Linked DNA regions of Homo sapiens: regions 1, 2 and 3 are each linked to region 4. Evidence: chromatin loops called from intact Hi-C (ENCODE). Cell type or tissue: heart left ventricle. All regions are shown on one strand.

Region 1 (5,000 bases), 120 kb after region 4:
TGATGGAGTTTGGGTGTTTCTTTGTTACAGGTGGTCAGGGCAGGATGAGGAAGGGATACAGAGGCTGAAGACGGACGAGAGACAGTGAGAAAGCAATGGCATTTCTGAGTGGCAGCAACAGCTCTCTAGAGGGGATTGGGCAGGAATTCAAAGTAAGAGAATCAGCACAGTAGAGGGCTGTGGTGTCACTCAGGGTTCTCCAGAGAAACAGAATCAAGAGGAGATTTATTTTAAGGATTTGATTCACCAATTGTGGTGGCTGGCAAAGTCCAAAGTCCACAGGGCAGGCTGGGACTCAGGCAGGAGCTGATGCCCCGGTCTTGAAGCAGAATTTCTTCTTCTACTCCAGAAACCTGTTCTCGCTCTTATAGCCTTCAACTGATTGGATGAGGTCCACCCAGATTACTGAGGAGTCTCCTTTACTTCAAGTCAGCTGATTGTCAATGCTCACCACATATCATAGCAACAACTACATACATGTGCTGTTGAATATCTGGGTGCTATAGCCTAGCAGGTCGGTGCAGCGAACTCACCATCATGGTGGTCCCCCAGCAATTTGCAGCCCCAGAAAAGGACAGAGGAGTGAGGAAGGTCAGATGGGTTAGGTTTTCTCCAGGCACTCTAAGGGAGGAAGGGAGGGCAAGCACAGCAAAAGTATAAGCAAGGAGACTCCAACTTCTGGGTCTTAGAAATGGTGGGTTGAGGTGGAAAGAGAAGAAGTGAAAGATAGGAAGAAACCAAGACACTAGAATCCCCTGTGAGGTCAGGAATTGTGGGAGGTGGCATTTCAGAGAGGGTGTGCTGGAAAGATGGTGGTCATCAGACTTCAGGATTAACAGGGTTGCAGTTTTGGTGGCAACAGGATTTGGGCATAAGAGAGGTAGAGACCCTGGCCTCTGAGAAATCACAGTAAGCACTTTGTGCAGCTCGCATTGCTGTGTGACCTCAGACAAGCTGCTTTTCCTCTCTGGGCCTCAGTTTCTCCATTCTGTGAATGGGAGGATGGCCAAGCCACTACAGTCTGGCATGGCATCAGACAAAAAACACGTCATCTAGAGCTGTGTTATCCACTAGTGGAATCACCAGCTTAGGTGGCTATAGAGTGCTTGAAATGAGTTGGACTGAACTGAGATGCCCTGTAAGTGTAAAACATACCAGATTTCAAAGACTTGGTACACACACACACACACACACACACACACACACACACACACACAGAGAGAGAATGTAGGATATCCCATTAATACTTTTATATTGATTATATGGTAGTCTGGGTGCACATATGATAATAAGTGGCCTGTAATCTCAGCACTTTGGGAGGCTAAGGCAGGAGGATTGCTTGAGCCCAGGAGTTTGAGACCAGCTAGGGCAACATAGTAAGACCCCATCTCTACAAAAAATAAAAAATCAGCCAGGCATAGAGGCAGGTGCCTGTAGTCTCAGCTACTTGGGAGGCTGAGGCAAGAGGATTGCTTGAGCCTGGGAGGTTGAGGCTGCAGTGAGCTGGAGTCACACCACTGCACTCCAGCCTGGGCAACAGAGTGAGACCCTGTCTCAAAAAATAAAAATAAGTAAAAAATTAATACTTCGTATATACTGGGTTAAATTGATTATATTATTAAAGCACATTTTAGTTTTTTTTTTTAAACTTTGCTTTTAAATATGGCTACTAGAAAATTAAAAATTGTGCAGGAGGTTCACATTATATTTCTAAGCAACAGCACTGTTCTAGAACAGGGGTTTGTAAACTGCAGCCCTTGGGCCAAATTTGACACGCTGCCTATTTTTATATAACCTATGAGCTACAAATAGTTTGAATATTTTAAAGGCTTGAGAAACAAATCAAAAAAGAAAACTATTTTATGGCATGTGAAAATGATATGAAATTTAAAATTCAGTGTCCACAAATAAAGTTTTATTGGAACACAGCCTGGCCCATTCAATGCACGTTGTCTGTGGCTGCTTTCGTATTGAATCAGCAGAGTTGAGAAGTTGGGACAGTGTGGCCAGCAAAGCTGAAAATATTGACTCTCTGGACCTTTAGAGGAAAAAGTTTGCTGACTTCTGTTCAAAGCGTTATTTATCCACCTATACTGTGCTTCCGGCCCTGGTGTAGAACATACACAATGCAGATTCCTTAGCTCCAGCCTCCAGGTGTGGGTTTGGTTCAATGAATCTGCATTTTGTTAAGTAGCTGAGAGCATTGTTCAGATCCCTACTCTGCTCCAAGCCAGGTGCTAAGCCTTTATGAGCATCACTTCATGTAATCCTGGTGAGTCAGACACTGGAAAATCCCCATTGTACAGAGGAGGAAACTGAGGCTCAAAGAGGTGAGAGGCTTGACCTCACACCCAACGCAGGAGGTGCGTGGTGATCCCCTCTGCTGTTGTGCAGAGGAATGTGCCCACCCATCTCCTCTGACGCCTGGGCCTTTGTGCTGGGCCGGAATGTCTTCCTGCCTTTCTCTAGTTGTGTTTTCCCCGGATCCTGTGGGCTGAGCTTTATCCCAGGGGGCTGCCTCCAGAAGGGCTGTGTGTGGCGTCCCGGCGAGGAGGAGGAGGGGGCAGAGCCGCGGGCTCCAGGCCAAGCTGTGATTTAATAAGCAGACACTTAGGGCCCTGATGCTGGGCCCAGCCCGTTTGGGACAGCCCTCTCCGCTAATTGTCCATTGGCTGCCGCCGTCCTGCCGGCATCTCCCGGCTCATTAGGAAAGGGAAGGGGGGTAATCTGGGAAGAGCCTCCTTGAGCTCCAACGGCTGCAGAGATTTTTATCACACTAGACAGCACAGTTGCGTTCATTCCTCCCAAGGAGGATCAAAACAAGGCTGGTCCAGTCCTGGGAGTCACACTCCAGCTGTGGCTTAGAAAGGACACAGGATTTGAGTTCAAATCCCACCTGTCACTGTTGAGCTGTGTGATTTGAGCAATTGACCAAACTTCTCTGTGTCTTAGTTTCCTCATCTCTAAAATGCAAATAATAATATGCAAATAAAAACCTCATCTCTACAATGCAAATAATATAAAAGGCAAATAGCCCTAACAGGGTTGCTGTAGGGGTTAAGTTACTACAGTCAGTGCCATATGCATTTGCTTCTCCTATTGCTTCAAAGTGTCATCAGACTGAGAAAAAAGGCAGAACATGGAAAAGGGCTTGACCTGTGTCAAGGAGCTCAATAAAGGGGGTTAGTTTGAGTTATTGCCATTTCTTTGGGGGTTGTTAGAAGATGTAGGAGAGCCTAGCTGGCTGCTCCCCAAAAACCTACTTAGCTTCCTTCCCCTTGGCACCCAACAAGATCACATTTCCCAGCCTCCTTTGAAGTTAGGGGAGACCATGAGTGTGAATTCTGGGCAATGAACTTGGGCAGCCTTGAGGTGTGCCACTTCCAAGCCCAGCTGCCCTAACAACAGCGTCTTTCTCAGGAGCTCCATGCTCTTTTCACAATCCCCATTTGCCATCTGGATTGAGAAGATGCTAAAGAATAAAAGGAAGCAGAGCCCAGTATGGAAGGCACCTGGGACCCTGAAAGACTGCATGGAGCAGGGTCTTCCCCACCCCTGCTCTGCCACCAAGCAAGCAACAAACTTGTTTTGAGTTAAGCCATGGACATTTTGAAGATTTTTGTTGTGGTGGTGGTTTTAGCAACTAGTCTATCCTGAGTAATAGAGAGGACAAAATTGTCCCAGAGTGAGAAGAAGAACAAATCGTTAGTTTCTGTAGACAGCCATTGTCATATTCTAGGAAACCAGAAACCATGTCAGAAGACACTCAAACAGCCCTGTGGAGAGGCCCATGTAGTGAGCAACTGAGGTCTCCTGCCAACAGCCATGGGAGTAAGCTTGGAAACAGATGCTTCAGCCTCAGTCAAGCCTTCAGATGAGATCACAGTCCTGGCCGACATCTTGACTGCAACTTCATGAGAGAACCTGCCAGATCCACCCAACTACTCCTTATCTGAAACCCTACCCCACTGTAAAATAGTAGGTATTTGTTGCTTTAAGTCACTAAGTTTTGGGATGACATGTTATGCAAAAGTAGATAACCGATACACTGCATTGTGGAGCAGGTTCCCACAGTGGCCAACTGGAAACTGAATCCTTTGGAGAACTCTGAAAGGCTGCATAGAACATGCTTTAAAGTTACGTTCCCTGAGTGGGGAAGAAGACAAGTATTTATTCTCTAACACCCATCCACTGTTGATAAAGGACTGCTCCTGGGGTGTTGATTCCCCAGCATTTCTACCCTGCCCTTCACTGAGTCCAAGAGAAAGCCCTCAGATGGAGAGTCTCAGGTGTTTGCATTGGCACCATAGGCATGTACTTGACAAGTGCAAAGAGAATATTGGTGAGGTATAGCAAGATCTGATACAGTATCATGTGTCCCAGATTTTCCAGATGAAATCAAATTCCCAAATTTCTTCTTTTTCCATAAAGGTGAGGCACTAAAGCTGTATAAGTAAAGAGGCTTCTTTTATGTACCTTTTGAAGATGTTTCATTAAAAATAAACCAGCAAATGAGAAGAATCCAGGGCTGGGAAGAGTGGAAGGTTTTTTGTTTGCTAATTCTCTTAATAAACTTACTAAGTAGTGCCATAAAAGCAGAATACAAAATAGCACCTTATACTGACATTGAATGTGCCACAGTACAATTAAAAAAATGGGGCCTTGCAAAATGGCATTTTTATATTGCCTCATAAAATATCTAATATCGAACTTTGTAAATTACATCAATGCCTTTGAACAAACATTGAGTTCTTTTTAATAAATAAAACGTTCAAAATTATTTCCTGGAAGTGCATTTTAGACATTAATAACTGGCTTCAAATGAAATTCTGTTTCACAGCGATAAGCAAATTTAATTGCTGCAAACTAAAACAGTCTGTAAGGCTTACCTGCTCCAGAAAGGAAACAAAATATTGAGCTAATGTAACCATCAAGATATATAACCTGCTACTCTTTGAATAAACCAAATTCCATCCCTAAACACAGAGAGCTCAGAAATT
Region 2 (5,000 bases), 64 kb before region 4:
TGATTGCTTCCCAAGTCCTATTTATGGCAGTTTTGTTTTGGAGGAGTTAGGGAGGGTGTGGATGGCAGGCGGATATTGTTGTTTTTCAGAAAGTCTATTTAAAAAACAGAATGCCGTGACTGGTTAACTTTGAAACAATGAGGATAAACATATGCTGTCGGTGATGGTTTTCCCTTCATTCATTTGGGCTTTTGTTAAAATGGCAATGGACATTGATATCCTATTGTTGAGATAGGATTGCCCCCCCTTCATTTGTTAAAAAGATAAAGAGATCTGAAAAGTGGTCCTAAATATTTGAAATATTTGAATCAATTCCTCGATGAATTCACCATAAGCTTCTACACTTGTCCATAGCAGCTCTACTAAAATCACAATTAGTTCATTCTATACATAATTATGTATTTAACTCCTGTCTTCCTCCAGCCAGACAGAGGGTGTCAGTTACCTCAACAGGGCCTATTAGCTCAGGAGACAGGCAGAAGAAGAATCAAATTTGGATCTGCCTTTTATTTGCAGCGACAAATGATTCAACCCTTCAGAGCCTCAGTTTCTATGAAACAAAAGTAATAAATCCCTTTCATTCACTTGCCCATTCACTTATTAAAATAGTATTTGAGTGCTAATTTTGGCTGAGCAGTGTTTTAGGGACTGGAGATAGGGCAGTGAACAAGTGAACGAAGCAAACACAGATTCCACCCCACTCTTGTGTAGGATGATAGACCATAAAGAATAAAATAAATAAGAAAACTACATAGCAAATTAGACAAAGAAAAATTAAAGCAGGGAAGGAGGCTAGGAAGACAGACAGAGAGAGAGAGAGCATGTGTGTGCGCGTGTGTGTGTGTGTGTGTGCGTGTGTGTGTGTGTGTGTGTGTGTGTTGCAGTAGCAGGTTTAGGTAAAGGGCCCAGAAAGGACTCACTGAGGAGGTAACATTTCAGGACAAGATGTAAAAGAGATGAGAAAGCAAACCATGCAGATACCCGAAGAAGGCTATTTCAGGCAGAGGAAATAGTATGTGCAAAGGCCCTGAGGTGAGAGTTTGCCTAGTGTGTTGGAGGAACAGCAAGGAAGCCAGGAGTGGATGGGAGGTTGGAGAGTAGGAGATGAGGTCAGAGAGATAATTTTGCAGAGTGGTCTGAGGGTTAAGTCATTATAGGAGCCACATACATAATAGGATAGCAATGACCAGGTTTTAGATGGTAAACCCATGAAAGTGAGTGAGTGAAGAATGAATAGATATCTCATTTATCCATCATGACACTAGGACTCAGAGAAGTCCATTGACTTGCTTAAGGCCACTAGCTGGCTTGTGAAAAATTTAAGGCTAGACTTCAGGACCATCTTTTCCGAGGTTTTCCAAGAGTTAATCTTTCTTTCCTACATTACTGACACAGATGAAAATCTTCATCAATGTCCTCCCCCAACCCAAATCCAAATGCCAACAGTTGCCATTGTGAAATGGAGGGACACTGCTAAACATCTTACAATGCACGGGGCAGTCCCCACTACAAAGAATTGTCCAACCCTAAATGTCAACAGTGCCAAGGTTGAAAAACCTTGGCTGAGGGGAAGAACCCCAAATCTATTGTTTTGTCTTTCCTCTTCAAACCCCATTGTTTTAAACTCTACATGGTGATTCTCAAGGGTGTGTAGAGAGCTGATAGTACCAGAATGAATGAAGGGTGGGACCCACAAGTCCCTCCACCCACTGGGAGAGGGAGTGCGGATTCCTGGCTAGGATGAACTCAATTATATTTCCCCTTCCAGGGATCTTTGTTGAAGGCATTAGCATGGACTTGGGGACAAGGGTGGAGCTTGGAGCACAGTTTTCCAAAATAAAGTCACAGATAAGAGATTAAGATCCACAAGACTATTGCTCTGCTATTCAGAGCACAAAGCCTTTCTTTATCCAGGGCTTCCCTTAGGCACAGAGGGCTAACAGATATTATCAGAGTAACACATGAAAATAATATTGTCTTAGTGCAAAAGGGTTGATCTTCTCTCCTACATGGAGCTCAGTACACTTCCATCCAAGCTAGCTCATGCTATTTCACAAGGATCAGGCTATATGGATAATTTATTAAGCCAATTTGGAAGGAGGGATTGAAACTGAGAGCAAGGTTAATGACACACCCAGTGGGAATACAATGGGGACGAGGAAGAAGATGCATCTTCTTGAGTCTCAGACTGTTGTTCCATTCGTTCATTCATCCATTCACTCATTCAACATCCTGGGTGCTCACAATGTATCAGGTTCTATGCTAGACCTTGGAGACCCAACTGTGGGTAAGATGTGATCCCCGTTCCCCTTAAGGAGAGGGGGATTCACAAGCTAGAGGGGAAGGAAGACAAAGATATAGATGCCATGACATACAGGCTCTTCTGGAATCTAAGGACCATGCAGACTGATGCAGGCTGCAATGAGAATGATTAGGGATGTGTGGGAACTGAGGGATGTATCTACTCAACCCAGAGAGCTCGGGGAGGGCTTCCTGGAAGAGGTGAGGTCTATACCAGTTTCTCAACTTTGACACTATTGACATTTAGGGCTAGATAATTCTTTGTGGTTGGGGGCTGCCCTGTGCATTGTCGGATGTTTAGCAGCACCCATGGCCCCTACTCATTAGATGTCAATAGCATCATACTCTCTCAAGTTATTACAATCAGACATTGCCAAGCTGTCCCCCAGCAACAAAATCACAATCCCCCCACTGAGAACACTGGTCTAGACAGAGGAGCAAAACAGATACCCTGGAAGGCCTGGACCACTATACTATGTGGCCTTGTGCTGCATGAGCCATGATGGGAGTTTGAATTTTACTCCAGGATCGGTGGAAGCCACCAGAAGATTGAAACTGGGTGAGTGGTATGATCTGGTCTTGCTTTTCAAAAGCTTCTCATTGAATGGATAGGAGGGGCAAGAGTGGCTCAGGGAGATTAGAAGGAAAGTCTTCCACAATGAACCATTCTGGGGCCTGCAAGTGACGGCAGTGAACCTTGCTTGGCACCAGGACTGCAAAGGGGAGCCTTCTCCCTGGTCAAGCCTGGGCCCCCGAGCTGACACATCCTCCTTGGCAGTGGTCCAGGCCCTGAGCCAGGGAGGAGTTCCTCTCCCAGGTCCTCCGGCTCCAGGGGACAATGCTGACATCCCAACCATACCATGACTCAGAGCAAAGGGCCTTTCACTTTCTGGAAAGATCAACTATGGCCCAGTTTTCAAGGAGGATTAGGTGTCAAAGAGAGAACATTGAGCCTTCACTTCAGAACCCAGGCACTGAGTTCACATCAGCCAAAGAAAAGGAACTCAAACCAGACACCTATAATATGCCAGGCAGGGGCCACACCGGACACTTAGCATACTGAACCCCACATTTAAGCATACAGCATGCTGTCCTGTCACATTATCTGCTGTATACATGACCATCTTTCAAGGAATTAGAATAACATGCCCGAACTCTAAACTATTTGAAATGTAATTTCCATGACATTCCTTATAAATATCAATTATCACTGTTCCGAAGGAGGTATTGCCTTCTTAAAGATGAAGAAATAGGCTTAGAGGGGTGACATGAATTGCCCAGATTCACAACAGCTAGGAAGCTGTCCATCTAAGAATAAAATCTGAGCTTATTCCTTGTCACTGGGCTCACATTCAAAGCCCATGAGACTTCACAAATCAACATGTAAAACTATAAGTATTAACACTTCTTAAAATTCTGGACATTGGAATTGTTGGGAACTGTGATGGTTAATACTGCATGTCAACTTGATTGGATTGAAGGATGCAAAAGTATTGATCCTGGGCGTGGTCTGTGAGGGTGCTGCCAAGGGAGATTCATATTTGAGACAGTGGGCAGGGAAAGGCAGACCCACCCTTAATCTGGGTGGGCACCATCTAATCAGCTGCCAGCATGGCTAGAATATAAAACAGGCAGAAAAACGTGAAAAGACGAGACGGGCCTAGCCTCCCAGCTTACATCTTTCTCCCGTGCTGGATGCTTCCTGCCCTCAAACATCGGACTCCAAGTTCTTCAGTTTTGGGACTCAGACTGGCTCTCCTTCCTCCTCAGATTGCAGATGACCTATTTTGGGATCCTGTGATCATGTGAGTTAATACTTAATAAATTCCTATATATATGTAACTAATAGGATATATATATATCTAGTTAGTTCTGTCCCTCTAACTAGTATATATCTAGTTAGTTCTGTCCCTCTAGAGAACTGACTAGTCAGTTCTGTCCTCTCTGTCTCTCTCTCTCTCTCTCTCTCTCTCTCTCTCTCTCTCTCTCTCTCTCTCTATATATATATATATATATATATATATACACATACACACACATATGTAGATATCCTATTAGTTCTGTCCCTCTAGAGTTCCTGATTAATACAGGAACTATCATTATATTTGTCCTTTATTTTTCAAATTTATCAAAAGGAAAAACTTGTGGCAGTAGCCTTGCAGCTAATAAAAACAACAGCAGTGCATACCAGGTATTTGAATGACTATATGACATGCAATACTTCTCTCAATGTTCAGACCCATGCTATGAAGTCAAGGCTACTGTTGTTCACATTTTACAAATTAAAAAATCAAGACTCAAAAAGATCTGACACTAGAAAGTGGCAGGGCCACAATTTAAGGTGAGATCGATCTGACTCCAAAGCCCTCAGGGAACACAGCATGGTTTTTAGTGACTGTCCACACTGTGTGCTTCGTTCTCCTTGGGCTGAAGTCATGGAGACAATTGCAACCAGCAGGAAGAGCATGGGCAAGATACCACCACCTGTGCCCATTGCCTTTCTTTCCTGCAGAATCACAGAGCTTTTATGCAGCACCAGCCAAGAATCCCAGGCTCTCAACTTGGTCTTGGAAAGAGAACAGGCTTTTCCCCAACCCTTTCAGATCTACGATGCTTCTGAAACCTCAGGCACCGAGGAAGGTCACTTGGACAAAGCTATCCACCAAGCCCTTACAAAAAAGGGTGCACCAGCATTCACG
Region 3 (5,000 bases), 52 kb before region 4:
AGGGGCCTCCTTATTCCCCATCACTCATGTCTCTGACCTGCCTGGCTCTGGTAAGCAGACTAGTTTGAGACCCCCACTCATCTAACCATTCAGCAACACAGCCCTCGTATTTATACCACAGTGTCAAATTAAATGTCACCCTTTCCAGAAAGACTCTCAAACCCTCCCAACGGAAAACTTCCCACCTGGCCCCACCATAGGTTTGTGTTTCATTTGCCTAACTTATTTGGGTATGGATCCTCCCCTCTGTCTGGGTGATGTGAATAACTTCATTCATCTCTCATGACGTAACACACATCATCTCCTTCAGGAGGCCTTCCCTGATTGCTCCTCCCTCCTCCAGCCTGCTGTCTTTTGCTGCTTCTGCCTATCCAAGCTTTTATCATCCTTGTTTCTTCTCTGTCTCCCCTGCTGGGCAGGAAGAGGGCAGGGGCTGAGCTCTGTAAATCCAGCAGGAAGCATGCAGCTTGGCTTCTGGGAGGGTCTCTCGGGAAGTGTTTGCAGAATAGAGAGAAAATGGGACAGAAAGGAAGAAAAAGCTCATTTGCTCAGGATATTCAGTTAGAATGCTGACAGCAGGAAGGCATCATCATAATAGTAATAATAATAATAATAGTTCCTAGCACCTACTAGGGGCTTTGTATGTGAGTCTTTTACATATTAATTCATTGTGTTAGTTTCAGTCCTCTGGGAAGCGGAAGTCTAGATGGAATGAGACATTTACTGAGGGAGATGTCTGTGAAGGATAAAGGGGAATGAAGCAGGAGTAGTCCAGGAGAACCTGCACATCAGGATGCAGGTCCCACAGGGGAAGAAGAGAAGGGAGGCGGACTGGGCAGGAAGAGCCTGCAGGATAGGTCTGGTCCACTCCGAGAAAGTCTCTGCCTGGTGATGAGGAGTGGCCCGCAAAGATCGGCCATCAGAGCAGTCCCAAACCAGGCAGGAGAGGCTGGGCTCTAGCACCTCTGCCATGCCCAATCATTGGTTGGCGGCAGCTGGGAGAGCGGGTCCTGGCTGTGCATGCTTGGGTGGATCTTAAGTTGGGTCATCTGGAGGCTCTCAGCTTGCAGGACTTCACACACGGAGGTCTGAAAAATCCCAGCTCCAGGGCTGCAGCACCCAGATAATCCCCACAACGCCCCTAGGCACCACTGCTGCTATTGCCAAGCTGCGCCTTAGGGGAAGTGACATGACCTGGTCCAAAGCTACAGAGCTCTTAGAGATGGAACCAGATATCAATACCAAATCAGGCGTGTAGCCACCCTGCCCTTGGATCCTCGGCAACCCTCGGGGAAAGACAGGTTATTAGAGTCTTGGGTTGATGGCCCAAGGCCCATTTTTCTGAGAAGGAATATGGGACCCTGAGCCAGGAGTTGACTTGGCCATTCCCGAGGGAGGCCAGCAGGCACACCCAGGACTCCTGGCCTCCTGCAGCCGAGAGGAAGGAGACTCCGAGGCACCGATCCTTGGGGTTAGCAGGAGGTGGATGTCCACCAGCTCCTTTGTCAACCCTTCCCCAGCCCCACTAATGATGATAACACCAGCCTGGTCCTACAGAACAGCTTCTATGTGTTGGGGACTGTTGAACCACTTATATCTTTGCCTGTCTTTAACCTCCCGGCATCCCTGTGACGCAGACACCTTTATTCTTCCCGTTTCCCAGGGGAGAAGATAGAGATGCAGAGAGGCAAGACACTAGCCCAAGGCCACAGTTAGAAAAAGGCAAAGTTCAGATGCAAAGCCAGGTAGGCCCTGCTATTCAAGGCTCTGCTAACTTCAGCCAAGCAAGTAAAAAACAATGGATGTCCTGTGAACAGTGGCATCTTTGGAAAACGTCGCTGTTTTTATTAATCTCTCTCAAGATAGATGTTGCTCAAACACAGCAGCGTCGTGACAGTGCCAATAGCCAGCAGTCTCCTGTCCGCGTGGGTTGCGAGCCCCGGGCGTGGACGGAGTTGGGAGCGGAGGGCGGCAGGTGCCAGCGGGGCCCGCCTCTCCCTGCAGGCGGCCCCGGCAAGTTCACGGCCGGCCCGGGGCGAGGGGCGAGCGGCGCGCGGCCGTGCGGCTCATTCTACCGCCCTGCGTGCGAAGGGGAGGCCGCGCCCCCGCGCCCCTCGCTCGCGCCGTGCCTGCCGCCGCCACCCGCCCGGCCGCCGGGCCGGCCACTGAGCGGCCGCTGCAGACTCGGCGGCGCCGGCGCACCTGCAATCAGGCCCCGCGCCGCGCCGCCTCCTCGAGCCCAAGGCCGCCGCGCGCCGCGCTCGCCGCTGATAAGAGGCGGCGGGGGAGGGGCGCAGGATGCTGGCGTTGCGGAAGGGCGGGGGATGGGTGGGCAGCTGGAGCGGGCTCCCCTCCCCTCCCCTCCCCTCCCCTCCCCTGCCCTTCCTCTCCCTCTCCCTCTGCGATGTCTCTCCCGAAAGTGTGTGACTTGCCCATGTCTGTCTCTTGTCTGCGCCTCTCCCCTAAATTCCCTCCCTCCCCAGCCCTCGCCGCGAGCGTGTGTGCGCGCGTGTTCGTGTGTGTGTGCGTGTGCATGTGTGTCTGTGTCTCCAGTTGCTCCCTGTCTCCTGTACCTGTCTCTGTGCACTTCCTGACCTTTCTGTCTCCTACTCCCCACCTCTCTGATTCTCTCCACCTCCTGCTGATTCTGTCGCTCTCTTCTCTCTTAGCATCCCCTCTTAGTTTCTCCCTCTCTCCCTGTTCTATTTCTCTCTTCCTCACCTAACTTGGAGCCAGTCCCTCCCCTCTCCCTGTGTCTGTCTTCTCTCCCTCTCTCCATCTTTCTGACTCTGACCTGCCTCTCCCCTTCTCTCTCCCTTCCCTGTCTCTCCGAGTCCTTGCCTGTCCTCCTCTCTCTGCATCTTTTCTTTCTGCGTCCCCAACTCCCTCTCACTTCTCCGTTCTTTCACTCATTTGTCTGTATCTTCCCTTTTCTTTTCTCGCCCTGGGCTCCTCCCCATAACTCTGCGTGTCCCCTGCCCATCTCAGCATCCTGTGGCACTTTCTGCATGGCCGGCCCGCCTGCAGGGACAAGGCCTTCAGAGCCAGCGGTTGCAGGAATAGCTGGACCCCACAAGGGGCTAGGCTCAGCAGGTGTCCTGACTTCAGGGGGCAGGACTGTGCTCACCTGTGCCTTTCATGTAAGGCTCTGGCGCACTTCACAAACAGTCATTAAGGCCTGCCTGGGGGCAGGTCAGGGAATATCACAGCCTGGGCTGTTTGGTTATCTTCATTATTAATACACACTCCCCTGCCTTAAATGAGTTTAGTGCAGGGGACAGAATCCCGACTGACGCCTGGAGAGATTAAGGTTTCCGAGGGTTGCACAGGCCAAAGATGACAAACTGATACAGCAGGGATGTGAGTTTCTGCTGCTTCCTTCCTGCAGTGCAAGCCTCTGCCAGGAGCTTATAAACCACCCTTTCTGAGACGGCTCTGGGGGTCAAGAGATGGGGCTAGATTTATCTGAATGGGTCCTGGCCTGGTGGTCTGCTTTGCACCAAACATGCAAGCAGGGATCTCAGTGGAACCAGCCCCTTTTGCACTTGAATAAATTCAGGAGCGATGGGAGAAGAACAGTGACATAGGGTTTATTTGTGTATTCATTTTTCTGACCAGGGGATGCATCCAGAAAGTATCAGTAGTTAAACAACAAGGGGGCTCAGGAGTTGCCATGCGTCAGCATCTCAGAAACTGCATCTGGGGCAAAGCCACTGGGCCAAGAAGGCCAACAAGGTGGTGCCAAAAGCACATTCATTGGGCAGCTTTGCTTCATGAAAGCAGCTCAGATCCACATTCAAGCCAATTTGCCCAGACAACACTTCCCCCCACACCAACTCCCCAAAAGGGATATTTCTTTTTTTTTTTTTCTTTGAGATGGAGTTGCCCAGGATGCCCAGGCTGGAGTGCAGTGGTGCGATCTCAGCTCACTACAACCTCCACCTACAGTGTTCAAGCAATCCTCCTGCCTCAGCCTCCCAAGTAGCTGGGATTACAGGCACCCGCCACCATGCCTAGCTAAGTTTTGTATTTTTAGTAAAGACAGGGTTTCACCATGTTGGCCAGGCTGGTCTTGAACTCCTGACCTCAGGTGATCCACCCACCTTGGCCTGTCAAAGTGCTGGGATTACAGGCGTGAGCCACCACACCAGGCCCCAAAAGGGCTATTTCTGGCAGCTACTCTGGTGGCAGCAGTCATAACTAATGCTCACTGTTTAAGCTCACATGTCCCTGTAAAGAAAGAGCCTGTGTGTTGAAGCCTCCGGGATGGCTGGAATTGGGGGAAGGGAGAGAGACAAAATGCTATGGCCATTTGAGTATTTTTCACCAACTCTGCCTCCAGTATAAGAAGTTTTGGTCTAGTTGGGCACCGTGGTGCATGCCAGTAGTCTGTTATTCGGGAGGCTGAGGCAGGAGGATCACTTGAGGCCAAGAATCCGAGGCTATAGTGAACTATCATCGCACCTGTGAAAAGCTACTGCATTCCAGCCTGAACAACATAGTGAGATCTTATTTCTAAAAATAGATAGATAAATAAGAAAGTTAAAGTTATTGGTCCAATACTGTCAGTGAAAGGCCTTTGCTCTGTGACTTGCCATCTCTGGGCCTTAACCATAAAAGAAGACACTTAATCTAACAATTTATTTGGCCCTTTCAAGTTTCTAGTCAAGCAGTTTCTATCTTTTGACTTAATACACACTTCCCCTAAATGTGTATTAAGTCACTAAATATATATAGTATCCTTAAAGTAAGTGTATCTTTATTCCAGGGCTGCAGGTAGGCCACACTCCCTGTTCCAGATCTCTGGGCTTTGTTGTTGTTTGTTTTGGAGACGGGGGTCTTCTCTTTTTTAAAACTAGACCAATCTAGTGAAATGCCATGACATTTTATTTTGAAAGACTCATGCTAGGTTATATACTAAGCATGCAAACATTCTTGAAATCTACTGTAACCTCACTTTGATAGCAAATACTAGTCTACCGGTGAGTTGAAAGACTTAA
Region 4 (5,000 bases):
CCGTATGGTGCTGACATGGGCATCCCCATTTTACAGATGATCCAATGGATGCTTAGTGAGTTTAACTGGTGGCCCCAGGTCAGTGGGTTTAATTGGTGGCTCCAGATCATGTAGCTTGCAAAGAGAGAAGCCAGGATTCTGGCAGTGCCGGGTTTTCCACTTCTATGAGGTCTTTTCTTCAAGTATATGTAGCTCAAGGGTCAGGGACTTGCTCTCAGACCTGTCCTGGCTCTTCCTCTCCTGCCCGTACCCCACTGATGGGCAAGTAGGAATGGTATCTTGAGAAAAGTCTGGCTGCAGAGGGGGCCTTGGAGACAAAGCCAATGTGTCTCCCATTTTCCCACTCTTGATCTCTCAGTCTCTTGGCCTATCCTTTGCCTCACCAACACCTCTACAATGATTTCAGAGGAGAACTCCCATCTGTCGAGCCCTTTACATTTTCCTATTCATCCTCATGCCTCTCACTTCCATGGCCCCACAAGCCCATGAGGTCGGTATAATGATTGTCCCCCTTTTACAGATCTGAGTACCTTGGAGCTAGGAGTGGGGCAGGGATTTAGCGAAGATGGTCTAACCAAAGGCCAATGGAGACTTGATGTCTTATTTCTAATCTCAGGTCCTGTGCTCCTGTGGCTGATATAAACTTGAATATTTTTCTTTTTTTATCAAACACCTTCAATGGCTATCACTACCCTGAGGATGAAGCCCAGTCTCTGTAATATAGCCTACAATGTCCTTATGGAAAGTGACCCTTGGGATGTCTCTCAATCCTCATCTCTCACAGTTCCCCAAGAGGAACTCCATGCTTCAGTTGCAGTAAACCCCATTATCTCACCCCTGGGCCTTTGCATACGCTGTTTCCTGTTCCCCAACTGCTCTTCTCGAGCCTCTCAGCCAGCATAACTCTCCTCATCCCCCAGTCTGCACAAGGACCCCCTCTGCTGAGCTCTCACAGTCCACATTCTAAACTCAATTGCCCCTGAGGCAATTGCTCCATTGTTCATCAGTTTTCTCCTGGCCTGGGAGCACCTTAAAGGCTCTGGGTCCCTGGTGTGTGGTAGATGCAGGACACATCAATCAAGGCAGAATGCAGAATCTAAACTCAATTCCTATCTCCATCATTTACCCACAGGGTGACTAGGGTGGCAGCCTCCAAGATGGCCTTCAATATTTCCCACCCCTTGGCATTCCCAACTTTGTTCAAGTCCCTCCCTTGTTGTATCAGGATTGGGCAGTGTGACCCACAGAATATGGCAGAAGTGATAGTATGTCACCTCTGAGGTTAGGTCATAAAAGAGAGTATGGCTTCTTCCTTCTCTCTTGAATCACTTGCTCTGGAGGAAGCCAGCTGCCATATTGTGAGGATGTCAGGCAGCTCTGAGGAGAACCTCACATGGCAACAAACTGAGGCCTCTTACCAAACAGCCAAGGCAGATCCTTCACCCTAGTCCAGACTTCAGATGTGGGCCAACCATTTACCAACACTTTAAAGTTCTGGTAATTTGTCAATGCTTTAAGGAATTAATTTATGTAAAGTGTCTGGTATTTAGAAAAAACTGCTTATACATTTGCTATTATTTACAAAATTATTTTATTTAAACACCACAATCCCCTAAGAGAAAGACTATTATTCCCATCTTACAAATGATCATACTGAAGCTTAGAGAGGTCAAGCAAATTACATAAGGTCATATAGTTAGCTATGGTCGTGTAACAAGTTAGTCCAAAAGTTAGCTGCTTAAAAAAGAAAAAAAATCTTATCATTTCTGTGAATCAAGAATTCTGGAGTGGCTTAACTGGGTGGCTCTGGCTGAGGGTTTCTCAGAAGGTTCCAGTCAAGATATTGGATTTTATTTTGAGATGGGATTTTGCTCTGTTGCCCAGGCCACAGTGAGCTATGTTTGTGCCATTGCCCTCCAGCCTGGGTAGCGGAGTGAGATCTCATCTCAAAATATAAAATAAATAAAATAAACGGAGGCTCAGAGAGGTAAAGTAACTTACCTAAGACCATACAGCTGCTAAGTGGCAGAGCTGGGATTGTGAACCGAGTAATCTGAGAGCCCCACTCGTCACTATGCTCTGCGCTGTCTCATGTATCAAGGACTTAGCTGGTTCCAGACATGTAGAAATCACTCAGTCAACATTAGCTAGTATCACAAAATGATTTTTGCTATTTCTTAATAACTCTTGCTGGTATTAATTCTCAAGTAACTAGTAAGTTCATTCCGTTGATCAATTAATGCTTTACCATAGAATTCTTTTTATCTCTGAGACCTTCCTTGATTTGTTCTAAGTTTGAGCTCCACCAGCCAGGAAACCCAGAGCTCACACGTTACCTACGCATGCTTCAGGCACTCCGCTACACACTTTACTAATGCTACCTCAGTTAATCCACCACCAGCCTCTGGTAATATCATGATCTTCATTTTACAGATGGGGAAACTGAGGCAATGGGGCAGCTGAGCAGGAGTTCCCCGTCCAAAGTCAGGTGGCTTTCACTGCCCATGCTGTAACCTACCATAGTTGCAGACCTGGCTCACAGGCATATCAGAAGGCCAGGGAAAAATCTTTCAATTTAACCACACCAAGACGCTCTCTGAATCTGGTCCTTTCTAAGCATATCTAGTGGTTTCCACCAAAACACATTTCCCAAGGCCTTCAGAGCAGCTTCTCGGCTCTATGAAACCCCCTAGCTGGGGCCTTCCTTCCTGTTTTAAGAAGTGAAAGCATAGAGACACCAGCCCAGGCCCAATATAGTTTCAGATCTAAATTTAACAACAATAACTCGGCTCCAGCCTGACCCTGCAGAGAAGAAAGGGGAGCAGGGAAAAAAAAAAAAAAAAGCAACGACTAATTCTTCACAAATTAGGACAATAATAAAGTTCCTTTCAAGTGTCAGCGCATATTCTTAGCAAGAGCGTAACACCTAAATCAAGTCCAGGCTGTAAAAACGGCATAATAGCAGGAAGCCAGGCTACAGGCCTGACTTCCTCTGGGGAGACAGGGGATTTGTGGGGGTGTCCGCAGGCTGGACAGGCAGGGATGGAGCCAGGCAGGGCCCAGCTCACTGGGAGGCACACACCTCTGTCTGGCCTCCACACTGAGCCCCATCTGGGGTTGCCCATACAGCCCCCTGCATAGGCCTTTGGCACTAGAGCTTTTAACAGTCATCAGCGTACTTCTTGTCCACCCTCTCAGCCTGTCTTCTTAGAATGGCCCAAGTGCACCTCTGAAAATGCTAGTCAAATGGGCAAAATGCACCTCGTGGAACAACACGAACAGGGAGCCCAATGGCCCAAGGGCCCAGCTGCTGCGCTCTGGAGCTCCCTGCATGAACAGGAGGCCGTGTGTTCTGTGGGCCATCCCCAGCCAATGTCTGAAAACGGCAGCATACTAAGGCAGGCCCGTTCCTGGGAGACGCAGAATTCCTTTCATAGTTCAAGGGCTCCCCATGGCTTTGATGAATCTTTCTTGGACAGCTTGGCAGCTTGGGATGCTTCCACCCAAGCTTCTCTGTATCTCCTTCACTAGGAATCAGACCTGTATACCAGTCCTCCAGCTAGCTCTCCTGCCTTTCCCAGCTCTCTCTCCATTTTCTCTCCAACAGGCACTTCTCCTAAAAAAAGCTTTCCACATTTAATCTCGTCTTGGCACCTGCATCTTGGAGGACCCAGATGAGCACATTGGGTGGTGTCGCTTCTCACTGTAACACCCTTCCAGGAGTTTCTTTTTTTGCCAGAAGAAAATCTAAATTCCTTGCACTGGCCTACAAGGCCCATGACACTTCTCTAACCCCAAATACTCTTCTCCTCCCCTTGATGGCATTCTTGCTATTCCTTGAACATCCCAAATTGTTTCTGCCTCGGGGCCTTTGCACCTGCTCTTTCTGCTGCCCAGACCACTCTTCTCTGGGCCTGGAAGCTTCTCACTCATCCAGCAGGTCTCAGCTTAAACATCACCTCCTCAGAGAGGTCTTACTTGATCGAAACAGGCTTCCTGTCTGTGCTCCCCAATCAATACCTACTCCTTACGCTGCGAAAACACATCAGACTTTGCACTTAGTTGATTTGTCTGACAGCCCTTCTTGAATGTAAGCATCTTGAAATATCATAGCCAGCATTTACTGAGGACTGACAAGGGGCCAGGCACTGGGTAAGAGCATCACATGTTTTAACTCATTCGATCCTCTCCCAATCCCTGTGAAGTGTAGGTAGTACTGTTGTTGCAGATGAAGAAACTGAGGCACAAGAATAAATGAATTTCCTGGGGTCATAAAACTGGGCAGCAGAAGAGCAGGGCCTGGATTCAGGCTCTCTGGCTCCAGCATCTGCCACCTCTGTGGGGATGCCGTTTTGCCTCTTGTGAAAAGATGACACCACTGTATACCAACAAGGATTTCCAGGGCTTCGCCCTGTGTCTGGCACTGAGTACACACTTTGCAAAATAGAGCTGCCAGAGGCGTTTAAACAACAGCAACTCCATCTTCAATAGGGGCTGGGTAAAATAAGGCTAAGACCTTACTATGCTGCATTCCCAGAAGGTTAGACATTCTAAGTCACAGAATGAGATGAGAGGTCAGCACAAGATACAGGTCATAAAGACCTTGCTGATAAAACAGGTTGCATTAAAGGAGCTGGCCAAAACCCATCAAAACCAAGATGGTGACGAGAGTGACCTCTGGTCGTCCCCACCGCTACACTCCCATCAGCGCCATGACAGTTTACGAATGCCATGGCAACATCAGGAAGTTACCCTGTATGGCCTAAAAAGGGGATGCATGAATAATCCACTCCTTGTTTAGCATATCATCAAGAAATAACCATAAAAATGGATAGCCAGCAGCCCTTGGGGCTGCTCTGTCTATGGAGTAGCCATTCTTTTATTCCTTTACTTTCTCAATACACTTGCTTTCACTTTCTTTACTCTATGGACTTGCCTCAAATTCTTTGTTGCACGAGATCCAAGAACCCTCTCTTGGGGTCTGGATCAGGACCCCTTTC

What was found. A loop is a pair of places that touch in the nucleus more often than their neighbours do. Peaks named below come from ENCODE experiments on the same cell type or tissue, not always from the same donor. Only the 100,000 strongest peaks of a DNase experiment are listed, where the experiment ranks them.
Region 1: a loop joins it to region 4, with 6 times the contacts of the local background. A loop is called at or near these places in 9 of 110 quality-filtered maps.
Region 2: it touches region 4 in a loop (2.4-fold over the local background); 7 of 110 quality-filtered maps call a loop at or near these places.
Region 3: a loop joins it to region 4, with 2.4 times the contacts of the local background. A loop is called at or near these places in 7 of 110 quality-filtered maps.

What each region holds. Positions count from the first base shown.
Region 1 is chr12:115,621,535-115,626,534 of GRCh38, forward strand. All of the region lies in intron 1 of LOC105370003 (a long non-coding RNA gene), which reads right to left. All of the region lies in intron 2 of LOC105370002 (a long non-coding RNA gene), which reads right to left. Among named protein-coding and RNA genes, the nearest start is that of LINC02463, 260 kb to the right of the region's middle. RefSeq lists an enhancer at 2,075-2,591. In heart left ventricle, no CTCF peak of the experiment used is centred here; a DNase peak (open chromatin) is centred at 2,567; H3K27ac peaks cover 407 bases.
Region 2 is chr12:115,437,523-115,442,522 of GRCh38, forward strand. The region is part of intron 2 of LOC105370003 (a long non-coding RNA gene); the gene reads right to left. Among named protein-coding and RNA genes, the nearest start is that of LINC02463, 450 kb to the right of the region's middle. In heart left ventricle, no CTCF peak of the experiment used is centred here; a DNase peak (open chromatin) is centred at 3,059; H3K27ac peaks cover 2,353 bases.
Region 3 is chr12:115,449,871-115,454,870 of GRCh38, forward strand. The region is part of intron 2 of LOC105370003 (a long non-coding RNA gene); the gene reads right to left. Among named protein-coding and RNA genes, the nearest start is that of LINC02463, 430 kb to the right of the region's middle. RefSeq lists a silencer at 2,046-2,155. In heart left ventricle, no CTCF peak of the experiment used is centred here; DNase peaks (open chromatin) are centred at 1,411, 1,971 and 2,311; H3K4me3 peaks cover 1,084 bases; H3K27ac peaks cover 659 bases.
Region 4 is chr12:115,501,724-115,506,723 of GRCh38, forward strand. All of the region lies in intron 2 of LOC105370003 (a long non-coding RNA gene), which reads right to left. Among named protein-coding and RNA genes, the nearest start is that of LINC02463, 380 kb to the right of the region's middle. In heart left ventricle, a CTCF peak has its summit at 2,690; no DNase peak of the experiment used is centred here; H3K27ac peaks cover 1,289 bases.